3 separate regions of the Mus musculus genome follow, and regions 1 and 3 are each linked to region 2. Evidence: chromatin loops called from intact Hi-C (ENCODE). Cell type or tissue: heart. All regions are shown on one strand. Region 1 has its middle 32 kb from the start of Gm23902. Region 2 has its middle 62 kb from the start of Gm23056. Region 3 has its middle 17 kb from the start of Gm23902.

Region 1 (8,000 bases), 370 kb after region 2:
TTTTATAAGGGAGTGTTTTGCCTTTACATATGTCTGTGTACTGTGTGTGTGCAGTGCCTTTAAAGTCTAGAAGAGGCCATTGGATACCCTGAAGCTCCAGTTTTGGTGGTTGTTAGTCACCCAATATGGGTGTTGGGAACTGAATTCAGGCCCTCTGCAAGAGCAATACATGCTCTGAACCAATGAGCCATCTCTCCAGCAACACACACACACTTCACACACCTTTTAAAAGATATTCTTGGGAATTTTGCTTTCATTGTAAAATACTAATTACATTCACATCCAGAGAAAGTATGAATGAAATACAGAGAGGCACGTGCATGGTTGGACTAAAGTAATCACCTGATACAATGAGTTTTCTCTGACAGTTTTATTTGGTTCTGTTTCGAAGCAGGGTCTCACTATTCAGTCCTAGCTGGCCTGGATCTCCTTTTGTAGACCAGGCTGACCTTGAACTCACAGAAATCCACCTGTCTCTGCCTTCCAAGTATGATATTAAAGGCATGTGCCACTCACAGCCAATAGTTTTGCTAAATCCATTGCCTAACTAATATAACTGATGGTTTGTAATGCATGCCGCAACAACAAAAATAAAAGCAGAAAGAAGAGCGTCTTCTGCACTGTCACTGTTCAAAACAAACCCTCTTTCGACAAAATGCCCACATCCTAGGAGAGATGTCGAAATGCACAGCAATGTGCAATTCCTAATAACTTATGTGCTGTTAACTCCCTTTCTGCCCGTTAGCACTCTTCAGCGCCTTAATGATCCTTATAATTAAATTACAGCTCAGAACAAGAACTTCCTGGGAATATATAATGCTAGAAATATAGATTTTGTATAAAATCAAAGCAGTATAATTTGAAGACAAATGGCTGGGTGTGATTGAAATTGGGGGAGCACAGACTCGAACAAGAAGTGCTTCTGAGAAGAGAGAGAGTGTGTGAGAGAATGGAGAGCCACACCCCAGGGGCTAAGGTCAAGATTAATTGACTTTCTAACTAAGACAGATGAGCATCATTGCGCAGGAGGCCAAGGAGATGAGGGTCATGCATCAAGCTCCGATGCCTGTGGATCGCAAATGCTACAAATGGCCCCTGAGCGCTCATCAATTCTGTTTCATGGGGCAGTCTTAATGAACAGGGGATCGAGCTCATGCAATCACATAGCATAGACGTGGGGCAGGTTTTTGACCAAGAAGTCAGCGATGTTAGATTCTTTTCAGAAACAGAACTACAAAGGAAAGGGGAAGGGGGTTGGAGCCAGGGCACATCACCAGTAGAAGGCAGGTAGTGCAGTCATGTAGTTGATGCCTTTGGATGAGGTGCTGCTGTCCCTAGAGGAAACACAATATTGGACTGGATGATATGGACTAGATGATAAATTTCTCTGTCTGTATTAGCTGCTTGCATATTGCATGTATGCCTGCTTACATGTGGACACCAGAGGACAACCATGGATTTGATTCCTCAGGCATGGCCACTGACCATGTTTTGGAGATGGTCTCTCATTGACCTGGAGTTTGACAAATAGGTTAGGCTGGATGGTCAGTGAGCCCCAGGCATCTGTCTATCCTCATCTCCTGGGTGTTACAAGCACACGTCAACACACCCAGCATCTTTATGTGGGTTCTCGGGAGCAAACCCTGGTCCTTTTGCTTGCAGGGCAAACACTATAATAACTAAGCAATGTTTCCATAGCTCCCAACCCATGCTTTCTTTTTTTTTTTTAAGGTGAAGAAAATGTTCAGCTCTGAAGTGGGTATACACTCTGTGTGTGTGTGTGTGTATGTGTGTGTGTGTGTGTGTGTGTGTGTGTGTGTGTGTGTGTGTGTGTGTTTTCCTGTGCACTCAACCATAGGTCCAATACATTGTGAGACTCCTTATTGTTCCCTATAGCAAATGAGCCAAGCTCTTCTAGGCAGCCAGAGAACAAAGGCAAGAGCCCATTCTTCGCTCACCACACCCTTCTCACAGTTGGGGGTAATGTCCTCTAGTGCAGGAGCATGGTGGAGTATGCCTACCCTTTTCAGACCCATGCTAACACAGCACTCCAGTACATCACATCTGTTAGAACTTTTAGACTAATCCACAATGTCTGCTTAATTTAACACACTTTCCAGACAGAGATAAGAATCTCTTGTTATGTATGACATGTTATCTGCAGATTAAAATAACTGGCCACTCAATAGCTCTGGCTCAGTCTAGTGGTTTCCATTGTCGTTCACTCCAATTCATCATACGTTGTGCTGAGACTGTATCATTTTGCAATTGTAAGTAACTAATTAATGTAGCTTAGTTGATAGAGTAATGGCTCAGCATGCACAAAGCCCTGGCTTCCATACCGAGCACCACATAGAAACCAGGGGTGGTGGCACATATCTGTAATTCCAGAGTTTAGGAGGGAGAAACAGGAGGATCAAGAACTCAAGGACAAATTCCAATGTGGTGGTGTACCTGTGCAATTCCTGTATTCCATAGTGAGAGGCAGGGGTAGATTAACCCAGAAGTTGAAGGACAAACTATCCTGGAGTACAAAGTGTGACAAAAACAGAGTCCCTGGGGCTGGAAGGATGGCTCAGAGGTTAAGACCAGTTGCAGATCTTGCAGAGCACCTGGGTTCAGTTTCTAGTACCCACATAGCAGCTCACAATGATCTGTAACTCCAGTTCCAGGGGATCCAATGCCCAGTTCTGGCCTCCTCACATGATATAAATACATAGATGCAGACAAAACCTTCATACACATGAAATAAAAATAAACAAGTCTTGAGAGAGAAAGAGGAGAGAGAGAGAGAGAGAGAGAGACTACCTTAATGAGGTAGAAAGATCGTCTCCCACATACATTAACAGTAAAATAAATAAGATACAATGTCATCCTTGGCTATACAGAGAAGTTGAGGCCAGCCTGGGATACATTCGACCCTGTCACAAAAATAAATAAGTAAGTAAGTAAATAAATAAATAAATAAATAAATAAATAAATAAATAGGTTTCAGGGAGCTGGGATTATAGCTTGATGGTAGAGCATTTCCTGGCATGTCTAAGGCCCTGGGTTCAGTCTCTAGCACAGCACATAGAACCAAATACACAATGAGGACCTAATGCCTTTGCTGAGCATAGAGACGATACGGAGTGACAAGTAGCAATTCACAGCATCCAGTTCAACGTCGCCTAGTACACATGCCTGATAGCCTGCATCCCAGAGGTACGAAGTCATCTCTCTTGGACTGAAAGCCCAGTCCAAATTCTGCACCTCTTCTTCTTACAGTAATGCAAGTGCAGTTTTCATTACAGTGTTCCAAGATGAGAGAGATACTGGATTCTCTAAGAATCCCTGAAAGCCACAGCACTGAAATCCCTGACCTACTGGATATCTGTTTGGCATCCAGACTTCTTAGAGTGTTGGTTCTCAACCTGTGGGTCTCAACCCCATTGAGGGTCACAGATCAAATATCCTGCATATCAGTATTTACATTACAATTCACCACAGTTATGAAGTAGCAATGAAAACAATAATTTTATGGTTTGGGGGTCTTTTGCATACCTAGCTAGTCTTTGCTTCCCCTCAACCAGGAGACGTTTAAAGGGAAAGGACAGCCTGCAGAGAGATAGGAGACAAAAGAGGAATGAACATGAGCAAAAGAAGGAGAGAGAAAGGTGGAGGTGGGGTGAGCTATAGCTCAGTTAGGAGAGCATGGTTATCTAACAAGCACTAGATCCTGGTCCCATTTCCAGCACCCAACAAGCTGCAAGTTGTATGGGTCTGTAATTCAACTTCCCGCTTGGGAAGTAGAGGCAGGGACATTCAAGGTCTTCTTCTGCTGCATATTGAATTTGAGGCCAGTCTTAGCTAGAGAGCCTGTCTGTCAAAAGAGAAAGAGGGAGGAGTGAAAATCAGAAAGGAATGGGGGACAGGGAGGAAGAAAAGAAGAAGAGACAGAGAGAACAAAAGGAAGGAAAGAAGGACCGTGAAGAGAGAAAGACCTCTGCAGAGGAACCCGGTGCTGAGCCCACCCGGTGTTTATCATCCCAACTGAACAGGTCCTAAGGATGGCTTTTCAAGACTCGCTTTCATATCAGCGCTGTGTGATACCTGGAGTAGAGACAAGCCGAGTGGGAAGACAGTATCCCACAGAGCCCAATAGAAGATTCCCACTGGAGTTTGTTTGTCCTATATTTTATACACAGGAATTTAAGACAATATAACTCCTTCCTTTCAAAACAAGCAGTTTTCCCTTCTGGCCACCGCAGCATTAACACAATTGTTAACCCTGGCATGCCTCGTGGTCCCGGGAGCCCGCCGCCTCCCCCTTCCTCGGGACTCTGGGAGCTTCCTCTGCTCGCTGTGTGTGTTCTAAGAGTTTGCCTGCACTCTGCCTGTTTATAGCACAGGAGCAGGAAGAAACAAAGCAATTGTGAGGCTTGTTGAGAAGCTGTTCGTATGATATTAAAGGTGACCTTGCCACTTATGTTTCTATTTATTCTACTTCCTTCCAAGCCGGGGCAAATCCTTCCCTTCCGAGTTGGAGCGGCGCTCTTTGGATAGCAGTCTGTGGGAACAGAGAGGCGTTCAGGCCCTCAGAGGTTATTCATTACAGTATCTGGAGTATAGCGTTTCCTATTCACTCCCGGTCCGGTCTGTTAAGTGACTGTTGCTTGGCAGAAGGAAAGGGAGGCTTTGGTGAGAAGCAGTTTTTGTTGTTGTTTACCTCCAAACGCTTTAATGAGGTTTAATCTTAGCGTAGTAAGGAACTTCCAAAAAATAAAATAAAATAAAATAAAATAAAATAAAATAAAAAGTAGGCATGCATAAAAGAATACCTGTGTATGGCATACATGTCTGTGTGTGTACACAGGTGCACCTGAGCAGGTGTGGCAAGCCAAGAGTGACGCTGGGTATCATCCACGGTTATTCTCGTCCTCAGAGTCAGCAGGACAGACAAGCCAGTGAGATTCCACCTGTCTCTGCCTCCCCAGTGCTGGGGTTCCAGGCAAGCACGACCACTACACTCGACTCTTTATGAGGGTCCTGGAGATCTGAACCCAGGACCTCAGGCTTGATTGTCGGGCACTTTACAGACCCATCTCAGAACACAAATAGACGCGTCATATACACAGCAGAAGCCAAATGGCACGTGCTCTCCATATTTGTGTGAGAACGTCATTTGTGAAGTTGACCGTGGTGTCTGTTAGAATAGGAGCCAAAGTTCAATCTGGAGTTAGCTGGCTATGCTGGGATTTTGCGTTGCAGTTTGTTGCATCTTTTTTTTTTTTTTTTTTTTTTTTTTTTTCCGGGAAGTAGAGGCATTTCCTGAAGGATGAAGGAGCTTAGCAGGTGCATTGCTAAGTATAGATGCAGAGGTACAGGTTGTGCTAGATAGGGGCAAAACAAGCCTTAGCAAGACGTGAGCTTGACGATTTTGGACAGTTGCTTCAGCTGTCTGGCTTTATAACTACGTCACTGAAGGTGTCAAGGTAGCTGTACTATCAACACAAGTGGAGTGTTTGCTGCATAGTGACTTAGGGAACATATAAATCAATGTGTGTTGTTAAATCGGCCCTAATCGCTTTTTCTCCACTGAAAACATCTTTCTCAAGCTGGAGGAAATGGCTTAGTAAGAACACTTGCTGTGCAAGCATGAAGAACGTGAAGAGTTTGATTCCCCGGGACTAATGTAAATGCCAGTCATAGCCAAGCATGCCTACAACCCCAGTGCAGAGGACTGGAGACAAGCGAAGTCCAGACAAGCTCACTGGCTAACCAGCCTAGCCTAAAGGGCAAGAGCAAGAGAGGAAGACACCAGACGTCCTGCTCTGGCCCCTGCATTCTCATACACTGGCCCATGCATCTGAAAACACAGGTGCACATACATACACACCACACACAAACACAAAAGAACAGGCTTGCTTTCATTAAAAACAAATTCTATTATATCTGTGCATCTGTCTGTCTCTAAGGACATGCACTATGGCACTTGGGTAAAAGTCAGACAACCTGCAAGAGTTGGTTCTCTCCTCTACCAGGTGGATCTCTAAGATTGAACTCAGACCATCAGGTTTCATGGCAAGCTCCTCTATCCACTGGACCATCTCGAAGGCCTTCTTGGTTTGATTTGGCTCCTTAAAATGTTTGGATAATTCTTATCTCCTCACAGTATAGGTAGATATTTTGTCTTTGAGGTCCACTGTGTGAAATACATGTTGTTGAGTCCTTTTAAAGCCTGAAGCTCCACTCAACTGCTTACTCTTTTCTCAGTGAGCTTCACCAAGTTTACCTCCTCCTGCCCACCTACCCCCACCCACCTTATTTTTATGTTTTCATGCTGTTTTTGAGTTAGAGTCATGTAACCAAGGCTGGCCTCAAACCCACTATGCAGCCAAGATTGACCCTGAACCTCTCATCCTCCGGCCTTCATTTCCCATGTTCTAGGATTACCGTCCCGCACCACCAGGCCTAGTTTACATGGTGCTAGGGATTGAACCCAAGGCCGCAGGTATGCTTGGCAAGCACAGTGCCAACTGAGTTGTGTCCTCAGCCCCCATCAAGCCCCTTTCTTGATTAGAATTCCAATTGATCTAGAAGAAATGAGCTCAAGTGTTCTATTGCTCTGTGGCTGCCATCACAATAATCTATTATATGTTCCATGGAGTAGAAGGGAGACATTCATAGGCAAATATAGACATCAACAAGATGGAAATCCTAATGCCCTGATGTTATGTGTGTGTGCCATAGAGCTGCCTTAAAACAGCACCTATTGTTTACATATAAGTTATAGATATGATTATATGTTAATAAGAAGTCAAGGGGCTGGGGATATAGCTGAGTTGATAGATCACTTATTTAATGTGCGTGAAGCTCTGAGTTCTATTCTCAGCACTTTGTAAACCAGGAATGGTGGCACATACTAATAATTCCAGCCCTCAGGAAATAGAGGCAGGATGATCAGAAGTTCAAGGTCACCCTCTGCTACAATGAGAACTTGAGACCAGCCTGAGCCATTGAAGTCTTTGTTTCAATTTTTTTTAAATCTAATCTTTCTCCTTCTGCCAACTGTTGGGGTCAAGAGGGCTGGAGGATTGGAAACCGTAGCCTGCTTTACTACCTATGCTGATCTCACACCACTCTTTCCTAGTCTTGGTCTTCCTGGTCTACCCACAATTCCATGCTCAATCATATGAGAACTCTCAGCCTGAGACCCTAGACCACACAAAAGTCAAAGAGCTGCCTTGGCATTTGTCACTGTCATTCCACATCTGCAGAGAATGTTGGCATCTGGCACCAAGTCTATCGGGTCCCATTCAGTCTATCCTTTCAGTCAATCACTCCACTTCGACATGTTTAGGAAACTATTAGGCTGTTCAAAATCTGATAGAGAAAATAAAACATATACTCAGGTCGTTCTAATACAGATGAGAGAACCAGAAAAGACAAATTATGACAGACCCAGAAGTGGGCTGAGGAAAGAAAGGAATACTGTAGAAATATTAAGTGGCTTTAAGGTGGACTGAAGGGGCTGGGAGATGGCCCAGCAGTAAACAGCACAAGTTGCTCTTTCAGAAGAGCAGGATTTGATGCCCAGCCTGCACATGGCAACTCACAACCATTTGGAACTCCGGTTCCAGGGATGATGCCCTCTTCTGGCCTCTGTGAACTCCAGGCACACGTGTGGTGCACAGACGTACATGCAGGAAAAACACCCAGACATTTAAAAAACAAACAAACAAACCAAGTATGGGCTGTGAAGAAAGAAGACATCACAGGTGGAGGAATGGTGACCCAATGAGGAAACGTGAGGAAAGGGAGGGGCGCAAGGACACACTTGGGGTTAGCTCAGGGCACAACCTGCAAGCGAGCCTGTCTGACAAGAGCACAGACTATCTGATGAGAAGGACATGGAGGAGAGGGAAGGCTGACCTTAAGTAGAAATGACAAACTGAGCTAAAAAAAAAAAAACTCAGGAAGATGTTTCTCTAGGCCATAGAACATCATTTCTTTCTCTT
Region 2 (8,000 bases):
AACACAGATGCTGAGTTTATACAGGAGGCATCCGTGCCCCTTTAGACTGTTTGTTTCCCCAGCTACTTGTGAAGATGTCTGCTTTGACCCAGAGTTACAGATAACAAATGAGATGCAATAATATACAAAGGATCTGGTGGGGACAGTTGTCTTTGGTACTCTGCAAGACTGCTGTGACAGTTCTAATTAACTTGTCACAACCTAGAGTCACCTGGGAAGAGAGTCTCAGTTGACGAACTACGTAGATCAGGTTGGTCTGTAGACACATCTGTGAGGGATTGTCTTGACTGTTCGTCGCTCACAGTGGGACCCTAGACTCTAGAGAAAGCTAGCTGGGTGACACGCAAGGAGACATGCAGCAAGGGTCCATTCACTTCTCGCTGTTCTTGACTGTGGACCTCACACAGCCAGTCGCTTTGAGTTCCTGCCTGGACCTTCCCTTCATGATAGACTGTGACATGGAACCCAAATAAACCTTTTCCTCCCCTAAATTGCTTTCAGTCAGAGTGCTTTGCCACAGGAACAGGAAGAAAAGTAGGGACCTCTGCCTTGCACCATCTCTCTGCGAGACTTCCGGCTTACAAAGCAGGGCCTTTTTCTCTCTCTCTCTCACATGGGCCTGCCTGGAAGATCGATCCAGGAGCCATTTATATTCAGGAGAGAGAAGAGACTTCATTTGATGTACAAGCAAACATTTGTATTCTCATCTGCGAGTGGAGTGCTATGCCCGGCTCTGTGGGCACTTGATGTCTAATTGTGCCGCAAATCCAGTTTGATTGGCCGCCGTGCTTATTTATTCTCTGCATTGTAATTGCTTAGACACATTGGACCGACCAAACTTATAAATGGCAAATTAAACAAGAGGCAAATGTGCTGGCCGACATACGGGCCGTATTGATCCAGGCAGGTTGATGCAGAGCATGAAACAGGTCTTTGAACGGGCAGCCAAACTTTCCAGAACTATTGACAGTTTTCCCCAAGGCCTTTCAATAAGCACACGTCGACTCTTGGCTTTTGAATTGCCTAACCTTTGGGTGGTGAAATCGCAGCATGTTGTTTTAATCTTTTTATAATGGACTAGAGTTCAATTTAGAAAAACAAAACAAAAAACAAAACAAAATTAAAAACAAAGCATGTCTCCTGAGTGCTGCAGGCAGGAGGCTATAAAGGTTTCAAGCAGCTCTGAAGCCACACTCATCTCCCAAAAACCTGTACTACGTTCTCCATCAAACCCCACTTCTGCTGATCTTCTCTTTAAACAGAGTCCTGGGAGCAGCAGAGGCATCCCCTAGGCAACTGTTGGAGAGCGGGGATGGGGGGTAAAGGGGGATGACAGTATAAAGTCCTGAGTTCAGATCTCCAGCACCCACAGAAAAGGCTGGGCCTGGCACCACACATTGTAATGCCAACACTGGGAACCCCTGGCCAGCCAGTCTCACCAAGTCAGTAAAACACTTTGTCTCCAAAATAAGGTAGAGGGCGGGTGAGATCTCAGCAGGTGTAAGCTCTTCTTTCCTAGCCTAGCTACTGAGGACAAGCCCAGGACCCACCTGGTGAAGAGAACTGACTCCCACAAGTTGTCCTGTGACCTCCGCATGGACACCGTGACACCTCCCCTAACTCCCCAAAAGATTTTTTTTGAAAAATTAGTTTGGATTTTTTTTTTTTTTTTTGAGACAGGATCTCCTATTTAGTCCTGGCTGTCCTGGAACTCACTATGTAAACCAGGCTGGCCTTAAACTCACAGATCTCCTTTCTTCTGTCCCCAAAGTGCTGGGATTAAAGGTTTGTGTCACCACATCTGGCCTCCACACGCTCCTGGACATATGGAAACACATACAAAACAAAGTCATGACAGCTAAGTCCTCTGTCCCTTTCTCTGAGCATCTCCCTTCTCTACACGACTGGAAGCAATGGCTTGCTTGTAGCATCCGCCTAATAAAGGTATGCTGTTTGTTGGGTAAATAGCACAGGGAAAGGGCCCTGAAGAGGAAGGAGGGTTGTGGAGAACCAAATGCACCCTGGAGACCATCTACTTCCCGTTTGCCCAGAGTCGGACCCTGGGGCCCAGAGCCGACTCCTTTCCCCAGCACAGTGCTGTAAGCTGAGTGTTCATCTGGAGCAGCTAAGACTCCGACCGATTTCTGGGCTTCTTCCCAAGAGTTTCCCATCCAGCCGGGACCAAGAGGCTGCGAGTTCTTAACAAGTCACAGGCAATATCAATGCTGCTAGTGCAGGAGTCACACTTAGCAAGCCCACACCCAGGGACTGGGGGTGACTCAGTCAGTAAAGTGCTTGACTTAACTCTTAGGATCTGAATTTAATTCCCAGAAACATTTTAAAAAGAAAAGAAAAGTCAGACACAGTGGCATGCATCTGTACTCCCAGCCCTGAGGAAGTGGGAACAGAGGGATGCCTGCGACTTACTGGCCAGTCACTCCTGTCTGAGTCATCTCCAGACCAAGGAGAGCCCAACAACGGAGATAAGAGTGTGTGTGTGTGTGTGTGTGTGTGTACACATGCATGTGTGTGCCACTGTTTTAAAGGACCCAAGATTCCAGCACCCATAAAGGGCAGCTCACAACTACCTGTAGCTCCAGCTCCAGGGATCCTGACATTCTCTTTTGTCACTCATCTGCACACACTCAAGCAGATGCACACACATATACATAATTAAAAATAAAACAAATCTTTCAAATAAAAGGGTTTTTTAAAAGAAAGAAAGAAAGAAAGAAAGAAAGAAAGAAAGAAAGAAAGAAAGAAAGAAAGAAAGGAAGGAAGGAAGGAAGGAAGATCAAAGAAAACCAGTGCTGGGCAGGTGAGACTCCGCCCCCACTGCAAGCCTCTGTCTTACCTTGCATAGTATTAAAACTTTTGCTTTAAACCTCTCAAAACTTGGCTCAAACCATTGCCCAAAGGCGGGTCCAAAAATAACTACAACCAGAACGAGAATGACTTCTCCTCCTTCAAGGCATAGGGAGGTCGCTACCCTGGCATTGTGGCAGTTACTTTGAAGAATCAGAGAGCAGAAATGGAAGGTGCATCTAGCCTGTCAGAAGACTCTGCCGAGGGAGCAGGTAGAATTGGATCCTTTCTGGCAGGTTGTTCCACAGACATCATTAGCTACAGAGGTTGCCCGGCCACTAGATGGCAGTCCTCAATTGACGTTCGAGTAACTTGGGTCGTTGGCCTCTAAACCCACTGATATCCACAAGGACAATAAAAAGCAGATGATGAATTTGATGGACTAAAATAGGCTAGCTTCTCTCCCGGGAAACTTGGCATTAAACAAATTCATTTAGCAAATGCAGAGCCTAGAACAATGACCCAAAACGGGGCTGCAAGCATTCCTTTTGGTCTCTAAAGGCAGGACCAAAGTTCCCACACTTAAGTTAGGAAGCACGGAGCCAACTGGTCGTATGGGAAACAATGCAGCGGAAAAGTAAATCTGTGGACCCCCAAAACATGAGGATAAGACATCTGGCTGTTATAATGCAAGTGATAGTAACCTGAAATGAGATATTATTAAAAGATGTATTGAAGTTTTCGAGCCAGGCATGGGGACACATTCAAGAGGCTAAGGCAGAGGGACTGTGCATTTGACACCAGCACAGACTGCAGACTGAGAATCTGTCAGAGAAAGAGGGATGGGGAAGGAGAAAGAAAGAGGACTAAAATCCACAGGAGAGGAGAAACTTAAACAAGTGGAAAATTGTTTCAATATATATTTTCTGATGGCCAGCCCAAACATGGCACACTATAAATAACAGGCAGTGTTTTCCATGTCAAAGTGGAGACTCACAGCTTGTGGGCTGGAAAACTAATGAGCTATAAGCATGTATGAAATGAGGGAGCTGTCAGCATGTCCAGAGTGGGTGACGGCCACAGGGAGCAAAACCATCCAGAAAGCACAATTGCCACCCCCTCTGCTCAAACTGCCACCTCAGCCGTCTCTCACGGGAGCTGCGTGTGGACGCACTTGGGCTTCCTGTCCCGAGGCTTCAGAAAGTTAGGCATAATCCCAATAAAAATGTAGGAGGTTTTTTGGTGCTGGGATTCTCTGGATAATTGCTTTCATTTTCACTGGCCATGTTGCAGAACCCCTGAATGTTATATGGGCCTTTCCTTTATCTCGTTGACGACATCTGCTGTTTGCAGACTCCACTAATCACTGGAATCACCCAAGAGCTCTTCCCCAAACCCAAACCACCCCAACCTATTGCTGCAAATCTTATGAAGTAGCAGTGGCATGAGAAAGCTGTGCTGGTTTCTAACATACGCACACCATAGGTTGTGTACGCTGTGTGCATAACTCTTATGCTCTATTATTGATGGCATAATAACAAGAAAAAAGCCCGTGTGGGTTCCATACGAAGGTGTGCTTGTGTACGTGTGTGTGTTCATGTATGTGTAGGCTTGTGTACATGTGTATGTTCATGTATGTGTAGGCTTGTGTACGTGTGTGTGTCCATGTATGTGTAGGCACATTGTACATGAATAAACATAAATCTGGAGGCCGAAGGACAACCTCCACTGTCATCTCTTAGAAGCCACCCACCTTAATGTTCCTGAGGATCTCTTGTGGAACCTGCTAAATAGGGTAGACCAGCTGGCTAAGGGAACCCCCAAGAAGCTTCCTGTCTCCACTTCCCTAGCACTGAGTTTACAAGCATACACTACCATGCTTTAATTTTAACACAGGTTCTGAGTATTGAACTTGTGTTCTCATGCTTGTAAGGCAAGCACATTACCAATGGAGCCATCACCCAAGACCTCAAACACCATTTAAAAAAAAGAAAAGAAATTAGTCCAAGTTAGGTTAAATCTACAAGTCCAGCACCTGCCTAGACAGTGGACCACTGGTGTGGAGGTGAATACTTTGAAAATGGGACCCCTCAGATCCTAGAGCGTTTTCTCTCCCGCTCCTAATGCCCTGTGGAACATGAAGGGAGAGAACCATGTATTTTTTTTCCAGGATCTGCCTACAAGAGAGACAGAGAGAGACTTACCCAGAATATAAGAGACTCACAGGGGGAGAGGGGAGATTCAGTCAGCCTATTCTGATGGGCTATGGAATTTTCTCTTTCTCCAGATCTTGCAGACTGGTTTACTGAAGTGTGCAAGATACTTTGGGGCATGCAGGATACACACACACACACACACAAATGTGAGTCTCTTCTCACAATTTCTCCTCCAGTCGGTTAGACCCCTTCAGAAGCCTTGAAATATATCCCAGCACCCTGGCAAAGTCCTACAGAAAGGAAACGGGTAAAGAAACAAAGACATATGAGGAAAGGGTCAAGTTGCCAGAACTCTTTGAAAGCAAGAATCAAAGGCTCTGGGTGGAGTTAATGGTCCCTGCGAGGCACTGGGGGCCATCGGAGCAGAGCCCAGAGGCAGCTGGTGGGGACCGCAAAGAGCCCTCGACTGCACTCACACCCACACTGAACATCTGCTCACACCCATGGAAGTGTAGGAAGCTTTTGTTCTTATGAACTGAAGGAGAGGGCCAGCATTTGTTTAGAGTGGGACTGGGAAAAAGAGTAGATTTCACCTCATCTCAAATCCACATGGAGGCTTTGATTCTCTACCTGTAAGGTAAAGATCAGTACACAAGCATTTGATGTTAGAGAGATGGGTGGTTAAGAGTACTTGCTGCACTTCCAGAGGACCAGAGTTTGGTACCCAGCACCTCCGGGCACATAGCTCACAACTTCCCAACTCCAGGGGCTCTGATGCCCTCTTCTGGCCTTTAACAGTACTCACATAAAAAATAAATATAAAATCCTTCAAAGCAGCTCATTTGCCATGTCCATCTGTGTAGTCCTTGTTGGGCTCATGTCTGAGCAGTCATGTTCATGGACTCATGGTGAGACTTCTGGGGCAAAGCTCACAAGGCCTCAACCTTACACAAAGAACTGCAGGCAACGGAGAAAAGCTGGGAGCAGGAGAAATAGCCTTCACCAGGGAAGAGCTCACCAGTTGGCCATCTAATACCAAGCAGTCATCCATAAAGACATACACACAGATAACATTGTACAGATGCACAGGTTATATATACAGGAATATAAATATATTCATGTAACAGACAATTAATTTTAAAAAGAGGCCATGAATTTGAAAGAGAGCAAGGAAGGGTATATGGGAGAACTTGGAGAGAGGAGAAAGGTTGTGATTGTGCTATAATCTCAATAAATAAATAAATAAATAAATAAATAAATAAATAAATAAATAAATAAATAAATGGATGGTCATTTGGGCACCTAATTTTCATGAGAAGTTTTACAAAATTAGAACAGCTCCTAGGTACAGGTGGCACAAAGTTGTCTTGTCTTAGAGTCCCAAGAAGTCCCGTGAGCGGCATGACAGAACATTTACTACAGAGTAGATTATATGCTGCAGTGGGAGATGGTAGAATTTGTACAGCCTATTGCTTCTGGGTCTGATGATGACACTGCTGAAGGTCAGTGAGAACAGCAGTCTGGAAGCAAGGTTGGATACAGACAAGAGAAGGAACAGAGGTATAATGGTGAAGCTGGAACCCGAGTAGATCAGTGGAGTACATCTGCTGAGGTTTCCAGGTTCCTGTCTCTCAGAACATCCAATTGGACCAGGAGCACATGAGTAGTGCTAGAAGCGCCAGCAGTTTTTTAGTAAAGAAAAAAAGGACACTTCAGCAAGTGTAAGGGCTAGTGAGCTGGAAAGACAGAGGAGCAAAAGTCCCATGCCTCCTGAGTTCTGGAACTTTGTAGGTAGTTTAGATACTTTGCTTTTAATTACATGTCAGTGTGTGTGTGTGTATGTAGGTATGTGCACATGAGTGCAGGTACCCAAGAAGGCCACAAGAGGGCATCTGTTCCCCTGCAGCAGTTATAAGCTACCCAATGTGAGTGCAAGATCAGTACATGCTCTTAATAATTTAGTTAACTCTCTAACCCTTTACAGGTTTTTAACAAACCACTGGAGTCCACAGACTCTCTCTCCACCTCTACTTCTGTGTGATCTGTTTTATCACACATAGCCCTGCTGGGAGAGGCCTCCAGTTTTCTTTCGTATCTTCATATCTTAATCCTGATGGCTCCTTTTCCGTGCCCTTCTCTCCTGCCACAAAGTCAGACCTCCGTCCATCTCTCAGCACTTCTGCCTTCATCCCCTGGCTGTCCTGCAGGATGTACCCACTTCTTTCCCATAGAGCCCTACACAGACCTAGCCCAGGACTTAAAGATGCAGGAGGTCTCATGGAGGAGCCGTGTCATTCAAATGGCAGATCTGTCATGAATGCAGACCAGCCAGTGGTGCTCACACCCATCGCCAGAGTGAGAAGCATGTTGGCATCTTTCAGGTCTCTTGAAAAAAGCCGCTTGTGAAGGAAGGTTAACTTTGACCTAGTATGAATAGGGAATTCTGTCAAAGATTATTCTCTTTAACTACCATGACAGTGCAGGTCCATTTCAAGAAAGTGTCCCTGCTTTGAGAGGAGCTTAATGGCTTAGCCACACCAAATATTTTATTGATCTTAGTTTGAACTTTGGAATTCTCCCAGTGGGCACTTTAAACAGGGCAGTCACTGGAGCTTCCTGGGTGATAAATGCTAAGAAGTATGAATTGGTGTGATAGTTAATTTTAAATGCCAGCTTGATATAACCTAGGTACTGGGACTCTCCTGCTGTATGTCTAGATCAGGCTAGTCTGTGGGCATGTTTGTTGGGGATTGTCTTGATTGCCTTAATTGGCGTGGGAGATCCACCGTGGAAGTGGGCAGTACCTTTCATTCCTTGGCTTAGGTCCCGGCCTGTATAAGGGCAAAGGATGCTAGCCGAGTACTAAGCATGCGTACACACATTGTTTTCTGCACTTCACTGCAGATGTGTTGTGACCAGCTGCTTCAAGCTTCTGCCACAACCTGTGCCTTGACGCCTTGATTTGACTGGGATGCCCCTAACAACAATGGCCTCTAAGCTCGAAGTATAAGACAAATGAACCTTTTCTCCTCTAAGTTG
Region 3 (8,000 bases), 350 kb after region 2:
CCTGTCTTGGAAAGAAAGAAAGTGTCAAAGGTTATCCCACCTCACACCCTCCCTCAGTTACCAATCACAATCACCCAGATGCTTGTATACCAAAGTAGAGTGGTCTGGGCAGCCTGAGAAGCCCTTACCTGTTACCATCCTCTGACTTGAAGCACATCTTCACCCCAGGTGCTTGGTTTACAGAGACCATAAAGGGAGAAGAAACAGAGTGATGTAAAGGAGAGTCCCTTGCTCAAGAACACAGGAATGTGGACACAATGTGAGTTTGGACACAAACTTCGATGGTTAATCTTGATATTCAGCTTGATAGAATTTGGAGTCACTATGGAGACACACTGCTGGGCATAGCTGTGAAGGTGTTTCGAGAAAGGTCTAACTAAGGAGGGAAGATGATCCCTGGAGGTGGATGGCCCCATTCCATGTTCCAGGGTCCAGTGCTGACTGAAGAGAAGAAAGTCCAGCCTTCATCTCTCTCTGCTTCCAGACTATGGAGGCCACTGCGACCAACTGCACACACCCCGTTGCCCTTAGGTCTCCTCTCTGATGGGCTATACCTCATACTGACTGAAAGCCAAAACAAACCCTTCCGTCCTTATGTTGCTCGTTGTCAGATCTCAGTCATGGGTGCAAGAAAAGCAGCTAACACAGAAGAGTCTATCTATAACGTCATCACCACAACGACCTAAAGACTGCCCGTCATGTCCAAGCACTTTGTTGTTGTTTTTTTTTTTTCCCCTTCCGAGAACTCTTCTCGTGTCCTCTTAATTTATGTTAGGCAGGTGTGGCAGAGCACACCTGTAATTCCAGGACTCTGGAGTCTGGGGTAGGACAGTTGCCGATTTTAGATCAGCCTGTGCTACACAGTAAAACTCTGTCTATAAATAAATATATACATAAATACATACATACATATCAATGTATAATACAGTGTTGCTATAAGCAGATACCATATCATATATGTTTGTTTGTTTGTTTGTTTGTCTGTTTGTTTTTAGAGACAGGGTTTCTCTGTGTAACCTTGGCTGTCTTGGAACTCACTTTGTAGACCAGGCTGGCCTTGAACTCACAGAGATCCATTTGCCTCTGCCTTCTGAATGTGCCACCACTGCCCAGCCATATATCAGATTTCTAGAACTAACTTCTCCCTTGCTCTCCTTCTTTCTTTCCTTCTTAGGACAAGGACACACCTATCGCAGGCTGGTCTAGAACTTGCTGTGTAGTTGACTAAAGGTGACCTTGAACTTCTGATTCTTCTGCCTCAACCTCGTGAGTTGGGATTGTAAGTGATAAGGGAACTTGGGGTTTCAAGTTGGATTAGGCAAGCACTCTACCAACTAAGCTACACACCCTTGCCCTCCCTATCTTTTTTTCATAATTTGTAGTGCCCTGCCTGAAATGCAATAGTTCTTCTAGACAAATATAAAGAAACATCTCTGTTTGTACAACTAATAAGCTCAGGGAAGCAATACCAATGTCTGTCTGTAAAAGCAAAGCCTCCCATGTGCCTTGTTTGGTCTAAGATGTTAGACCAGGAAAGGAAGAGGGAGTGTATGTGTGTGTCCACAAATATGGGTGTGTGGTTAAACATAAGCCGATCAAGAATTGTCTAGTTCCCTATTAGGATAAAATGGTTTTGATTATTTGTTCTGGTATTTCCATATTTAAAAACAAAAACAAAAGACACTGAGAAAATTCTTCTACCCAACCCTCAGGGTCAAAGAGTTCTGTGTTCTTGGAATGTTATTTTGTTTCCAGACTGTGTGATATTAATTGCTTAATTACCAAAATGGAAGGGGTGGGGTAGTAGTAGGCTATTTCATTTTGGGAGGTCTTGGGACCATATGTCAACAATACTAAGAGAAAACACTGCTCTGTGTCTGTGACACACTCACATCACACCAAACTCTGACTGGTATGCCTTCCCACAAATCCCTTCCTTTCCGGGTCTAACATCCAGACCCAAGCATCCCACCTAAAAGGTGTTTTATATATATGCTCTCTTTCTGATTCTAGCTACATTTACTTTTTTCTTCTTTTTTTTTAATTAGGTATTTTCTTCATTTACATTTCCAATGCTATCCCAAAAGTCCCCCACACCCTCCCCCACCCATTCACCCACCCACCCACTCCCACTTCTTGGTCCTGGTGTTCCCCTGTACTGAGGCATATAAAGTTTGCACGACCAATGGGCCTCTCTTTCCACTGATGGCCAACTAGGCCATCTTCTGATACATATACAGCTAGAGACACGAGCTCGGGGGGGGGGGGGGTGGTACTGGTTAGTTCATATTGTTATTCCCGGGGATCCATCCCATAATCAGCCTCCAAACTCTGACACCATTGCATACACTAGCAAGATTTTGCTGAAAGGACGCTGATATAGCTGTCTCTAGTGAGACTATGCCGGGGCCTAGCAAACACAGAAGTGGATGCTCACAGTCAGCTATTGGATGGATCACAGGGCCCCCAATGGAGGAGCTAGAGAAAGTACCCAAGGAGCTAAAGGGATCTACATTTACTTTTTATTAACAGTTCTGGTTAGCATACAAAGAATTTGGTTTTGCCCAGGAATCTTCATCCAGTTGAGCTGTTATACTTTGTTCTTATCCATTCCCCTCCCCAACTGCCTTCCTTCCCTTCCAGCCCCCTCCCGGCAACCCTCCTCCACTCTTACTAGGTCCCTTTCCTTAGGTAGCCCTGCCCCCCCCCCTTTTTTTTATTACAAGTATCCCTGTCTCTGTTTCCCACCTCCTTTAAGATCTCTTCTTACCCTGTCATGATCTCCTTCCTTCCTGCCTGCCTTCCTTCCTTTCTTCCTTTCTTTCTCTCCTCCCCGCCCCCCGTCCCCCCCGTCCCCCGCTCCCCCAAGACAAGGTTTCTCCGTGTAGCCTTGACTGTCTATAGACCAGGCTGACCTCAAACTTATAGATCCACCTGCCTGGGGCTCCTGAGTGCTGAGATTAAGATAAGTACCACCCAACCCCCACACCCTGCCATCCTCTACTCCCCCATACTCCCCAAAACCCCTGATCCCCTTTCTAGTTTTACAACTTGAAAATACATATATATAAGCACACATACCTATCCACATACATAGATATATAATTTTAAGTTTAGGTCCTGGGTATGAGAGCCTGGCTTATTTCATTGAAGATGGTTTCTAGTTCCATTCATTTTTCCCGCAAAAGCCATTATTTCATTTTTTTTAATGGCCACGTAAAACTCATATATATATATACATATATATATCATATTTTATTTATTCATTAATCTGTTCATGGACATCTAGGCTGGTTCTATCTCCTGCCTATCGTGAACAGTGTAGCAATACACAGGGTTGTGCCAGTATCACTGTGGTGCTCTGCCTGGGGGTCCTTTGGTATCTGCCAGGAATGGTACAGACGGGTCATGTGGTGGTTCTGTTTTGGTGTTGAAGAACTTGCATGCTGACTCCATAGGAGAGTGAGTTCCAGCCCCACTGACAGTGAACAGGGCTCCTCCTTCCACAACCTCACCAGCGTTTGTTGTCCTTGTCTCCTTGATACTAGCCAGTTTGATTGTCTTGAGATGAAATATCAACATAGTTTTCATTTGCATTTCCCCATGGCTTAAGGACATATACACATTTTTCCAAGTCTTGGTTGGCCATTTGTGTTTCTTCTTTTGGCAGTGGCCTATTTTGTTAGCCCATGTACTGAATGGGAGATCGGAGGTTGGGACATTTAATTCTTGCGATTTTTTTTTTTTTAATGCTGGCTATTAATCCACTGTCGGATGTGTAATTCACAAAGTTTTTTTTTCTCATTCTCTAGACAGCCTCTTCACTCTGGTAACTATTTCCTCCGCTGTACAGAAGCCTTAAAATCTCATACAATCCTATTTGTTAGTTCTTGAGCTTATTTCCCTCGCCGAGTCCCTTTCAGAATATCTTGCCTCTGTCTGTACATTTAAGTGTTTCCCCTGTGTTTTCCTCTCGCAATTCCGAAGTTTCCGTTTTCCCTAGTCCTTCTCCATGTGAGCCAAGAACCACACTGCCTTAGCAGCTGTTTTTGTAAAGCAGGCCTCCAGGTGCGTGGTAGTCCTACTTTGGAAAATATTCCGGCCTACATAAATGAGTTTCAGCTGGCCACTTGAAGCGGGTTTGTTTTTGTTGTTTGTTTCGGACTGCTGACGCGTTTCACACAATAGGCAGACAATTGAGTGCAACATCTGGGCTGGAAGCTTCAAGAGGAGGAAGAACTTCTGCAAGCAGTCTACACGCAGGCCCGAAGCAGGGCACTGACTCAGAGGATTTAAAGAAGGGAGTTCCTAATGACCTCCTCTTTAAGGATACAAGACCTATCCCTCACCTCACGTATCCACTGCCTCAGCCCCTGACTTTGTTTCCTGGTGCCCCAGCCAGTCCTGTGAACGCTGGATTCTGGCTTTCCCGAAGTCATTCAGGGCGCTCCTCAAGAGCAAGCATGCAGCGTCTGGTTGCCTGGCAACGAGCAGATCCTCCGCTCACTTTGCAGCCTGCCTGGAAACACAACCGCACCCGCCAGTCTGCCCTGGGAACCCTGTCCTGATTTCTCCCCCTCCATTGTTGTCGTTCACACAAAAGGCTATTACAGAGCCACTGTAGTCACCGCGCCTGCGTTACAATACACGCATGGGCATTATTTGGAACCAAAGCTTTTGTGGATAGAGATGCGTTCTATACCAGGAAGGACCAGAACTCCTGGCTAGGCTCACCCCAATACCAAGGTGCTGTCTCAGAGTCCCTTCTTCTCTCCTGATTCATCCGCCAGCTGGTTGCCAAGCCCCTGGCTAGCCTTTTGGCTGGTATGAGATCATCCTTGTGGCTGATGTGGGCAGTCAGTCCTCCCCCGCCGGCGCCCTTCACTCTCAACCCAAGCACGAAGCATCAAATGGCAGCCTGGTTCAGTCATCTTATCTTCATCCCAGCGGGGTCTCTTTCCCTGCCCCCATGCCTCTCAAGTTTCCAAGGCTATAGTTGCCATGGAATTCATTGAGGACTGAAAGGTTTTCTTTGGTGTCAGCCAACTCGTCAAGAGCACAGTGTAGAAGACTGTTTCTGGATGCTTCTCTGTCCTCCAGCCTCAAGCATTTAACCCATCACCATCCGCTCTGTGACTCCGTGTTCAGGATCAGATTTGGATTCTGGGAAACGAAATTGCAAATTATAGTTAGAAACCATTGAGTATAAAAACAGGAAAGGGTCTCCTCCCTTTGAAGAAAGAACACCGAGAATCTGTGAGGTTTTTCTTCAGCGTGGATAAAAGTGTTGTTATATCACTCAATTAATACTCCTTATTTGCTGAGGGATAAGGGTGTGAAGATAACACTAAGCTCACTATTTCTTTCTATCGTATTATTAGTGGGGAATACGTGGATTCATCACACAGCATCATCTGCCTGCTGACCACTGGTGTCTCAGCACTTACAGGCAGTATAGAAATCCAGGTATACCGTAAATGGGAAACGGCCAGCCATCTCTGTTTCTCTCGTTATCCTCACCATCTTCCCACAAGATGTTGTTAAAACTTTAGTCACAGGGAAGCAATGTAGGTCACAAGAGGGAATCAAACCTGAATCAGAGGACTATCTTTTATCTGTTTTAATTGAGAGAGAGTGTGTGTGTGTGTGTGCGCGCGTGCGTGTATGTGTGCATATGCATGTGTGTGTGTATGCACGTGTGTACTGGTAAACGCTTATGTATGTATGTATGTATGTGAAGACCAGAGGACAGCCTCAGCTGTCCTTTCCCAGATGTTATCCATCCTGTTTTTCCGACAGGGTCTCTCACTGCTGTGGAGTGTACCACGTAAACTAGGCAGGCTGGCTATCAAGCCGTAGGGATCTGCCTGTTGCTGCCTCCCCAGTGCTGGGATTGCAAGCTCTAGATCCTACACCCAGCTTCTTCTTCTTCCTTTTTTTTTTTTTTTTTTTTTTTTTTTTTTTTTGATTGAACACATGTCCTCATGCTTGCTTCAAGGAAAACATGTTATCAAGAGAGTGATCTCACTAGCCATTTAACTTTTTAACCAGTTCTACTTCAAACAGCAGCTGCCATATCAGCCAGTTAGGTATGAAATCCAAATATTTGTCAATGCTGTGCCAGATGCACCACCGTTGGCAGTGGCTCTACCCAGTGCTGAGAGTGAGCCAGGATGACGGAGGGATCACAGCCCATCTGAGGCAGGTGGGTGGGGCTGAAGAGAAGCAAAGCATTGCCTTTTCCCTCCCACAGAGCTATTTTCTATTTGGCTAAAAATAATAATATAAAGCCAGAATGCATTAAATAATGATAACTACTAGGTGAAAATAAAATCACTTATAGCTGAGAATTTTTCTCACTAATTGCTAAACTTTCAAAACATCGCCCCCCCACCCCACCCCACCCCACCCCACCCCACCCCCGCCGCAACTAGTTTCGACATTTTGCCTATGTGGAGCTTTGAAAGATGATTTTAGAGACATATGTGTTCAACCTTTTGAAAAGATTTATCTTGCTCTCTGTGTATGTGTATATATGTATGTATGTATGTATGTATGTATGTATGTATGTATGTGTATGTATGTACGTATGTATGCATATGCCCAAGTAAGTATTGCTGTGTGTCAGACAATAGAGGTCAGAAGATGATCTGGGGCTGGATTCATGGGTACTCGTGAGCCTCCTAATGGGCTGACTAGAACACAACTCTGGTCCTCTGTAAAAGCGGCAAGTGCTCTTAACCATAGAGCCATCTCTCCAGCACCCTACCTTTTGGGTTTTTTTTTTATTTTTTCTTTGTTTATTTGCATTTCTATTTTTGTTTTTAGAGACAAGGTCTGTTAGTATAGCCCTGGCTATCCTGGAACTTTGTAGGCCATGCTGGCCTCGAACTCAAAGATTCACCTGCCTCTGACACCCAAGGTCTGGGACTAAAGGCGTACAACAATCTGCCTTGGTTTTTTGTTTTTTTTGCTTTGTTTTGTTTTTGTTTGTTTTATTTTCAGTGTCTCACTGCGTAGCTCAGACTAGCCTCAAGCTTGCGTCTTCCTTCCACAAGCTCCCAAATGCTGGGATTACAGGTGTGCCCGTCACACCTGACTTCATCCAGCTTTTACATGTGTAAGACAGGTGAAAGAGAGAAATGAAGTATTTATTAGTGGCCTGGAGGATTTGAGGTACAAATCCCAGGCAGGTAGTATATGCCTACAGACGACCACACCCTAGGAAGAGAGACTTAGCAACCGTATATAGAGCGAATAAAATGGAAAAAAAAAAACTGTGATCAAGAATATCAGGGGACTAGACATGTGGCTTAGTTGGTAGAGTGCTTGACTAGTAGCATGCACAAAAGCCTGGGCTCCATCTTTAGCACAGGCCTAAAGTGGACATAGTGGTATACACCTGTAATCCCAGTTGAGAGGAGGAGAAGGAGAAAGAGGAGGAGGAGGAGGAGGAGGAGGAGGAGGAGGAGGAGGAGGAGGAGGAGGAGGAGGAGGTGGAGGAGGAGGAGGAGGAGGAGGAGGAGGAGGAGAAGGAAGAGGAAGGAGGAGGATCAGGAGTTCAAGATCATCTTCCAGAGGCCTTCCTAGGCACAAGAGACCCCATCCAAAAGAAAAGAGAAAACAAAAGCAAAACATAAAACCACTGATCATGCAAGGTTTGAAAGAACCTAGACCAAGAGATTGTAGAAAAGCCAACGGGTGGCGATGGCAGTGGCCTAGCAAACTTAGAGGAGCAAAACAGAACAACTCTGCTTTTCAGAAAAGGCGAGATGATGTCAGTGTTATGGGGGATCCCTTGTGGGAGGACCCCAAGCCTCAACCACAGACCAGAGGTGGCAGTGGGGAAACAGGGCCCTCAAGACAAGCAGCTGGGGAAAGAGAAGAAATGATGTAAGAGGCTCTGAGGAAAGGCTCTTGGCCACTGCTCCATGTGGAGGATGTGAGACAAGAGAGGCAAGAGGAGCAGAGAGTTCCAATGGACAGAAGCTCGTTATAAG

What was found. A loop is a pair of places that touch in the nucleus more often than their neighbours do. Peaks named below come from ENCODE experiments on the same cell type or tissue, not always from the same donor. Only the 100,000 strongest peaks of a DNase experiment are listed, where the experiment ranks them.
Region 1: a loop joins it to region 2, with 3 times the contacts of the local background. A loop is called at or near these places in 4 of 42 quality-filtered maps.
Region 3: it touches region 2 in a loop (3-fold over the local background); 2 of 42 quality-filtered maps call a loop at or near these places.

Annotation. Positions count from the first base shown.
Region 1 is chr1:128,453,603-128,461,602 of GRCm38, reverse strand. No RefSeq gene overlaps it. Among named protein-coding and RNA genes, the nearest start is that of Gm23902, 32 kb to the left of the region's middle. In heart, no CTCF peak of the experiment used is centred here; DNase peaks (open chromatin) are centred at 4,322 and 5,132; H3K4me3 peaks cover 421 bases; H3K27ac peaks cover 793 bases.
Region 2 is chr1:128,819,562-128,827,561 of GRCm38, reverse strand. No RefSeq gene overlaps it. Among named protein-coding and RNA genes, the nearest start is that of Gm23056, 62 kb to the left of the region's middle. In heart, a CTCF peak has its summit at 3,138 (motif pointing right); a DNase peak (open chromatin) is centred at 3,141.
Region 3 is chr1:128,469,134-128,477,133 of GRCm38, reverse strand. No RefSeq gene overlaps it. Among named protein-coding and RNA genes, the nearest start is that of Gm23902, 17 kb to the left of the region's middle. In heart, no CTCF peak of the experiment used is centred here; DNase peaks (open chromatin) are centred at 4,123 and 4,473; H3K4me3 peaks cover 1,035 bases.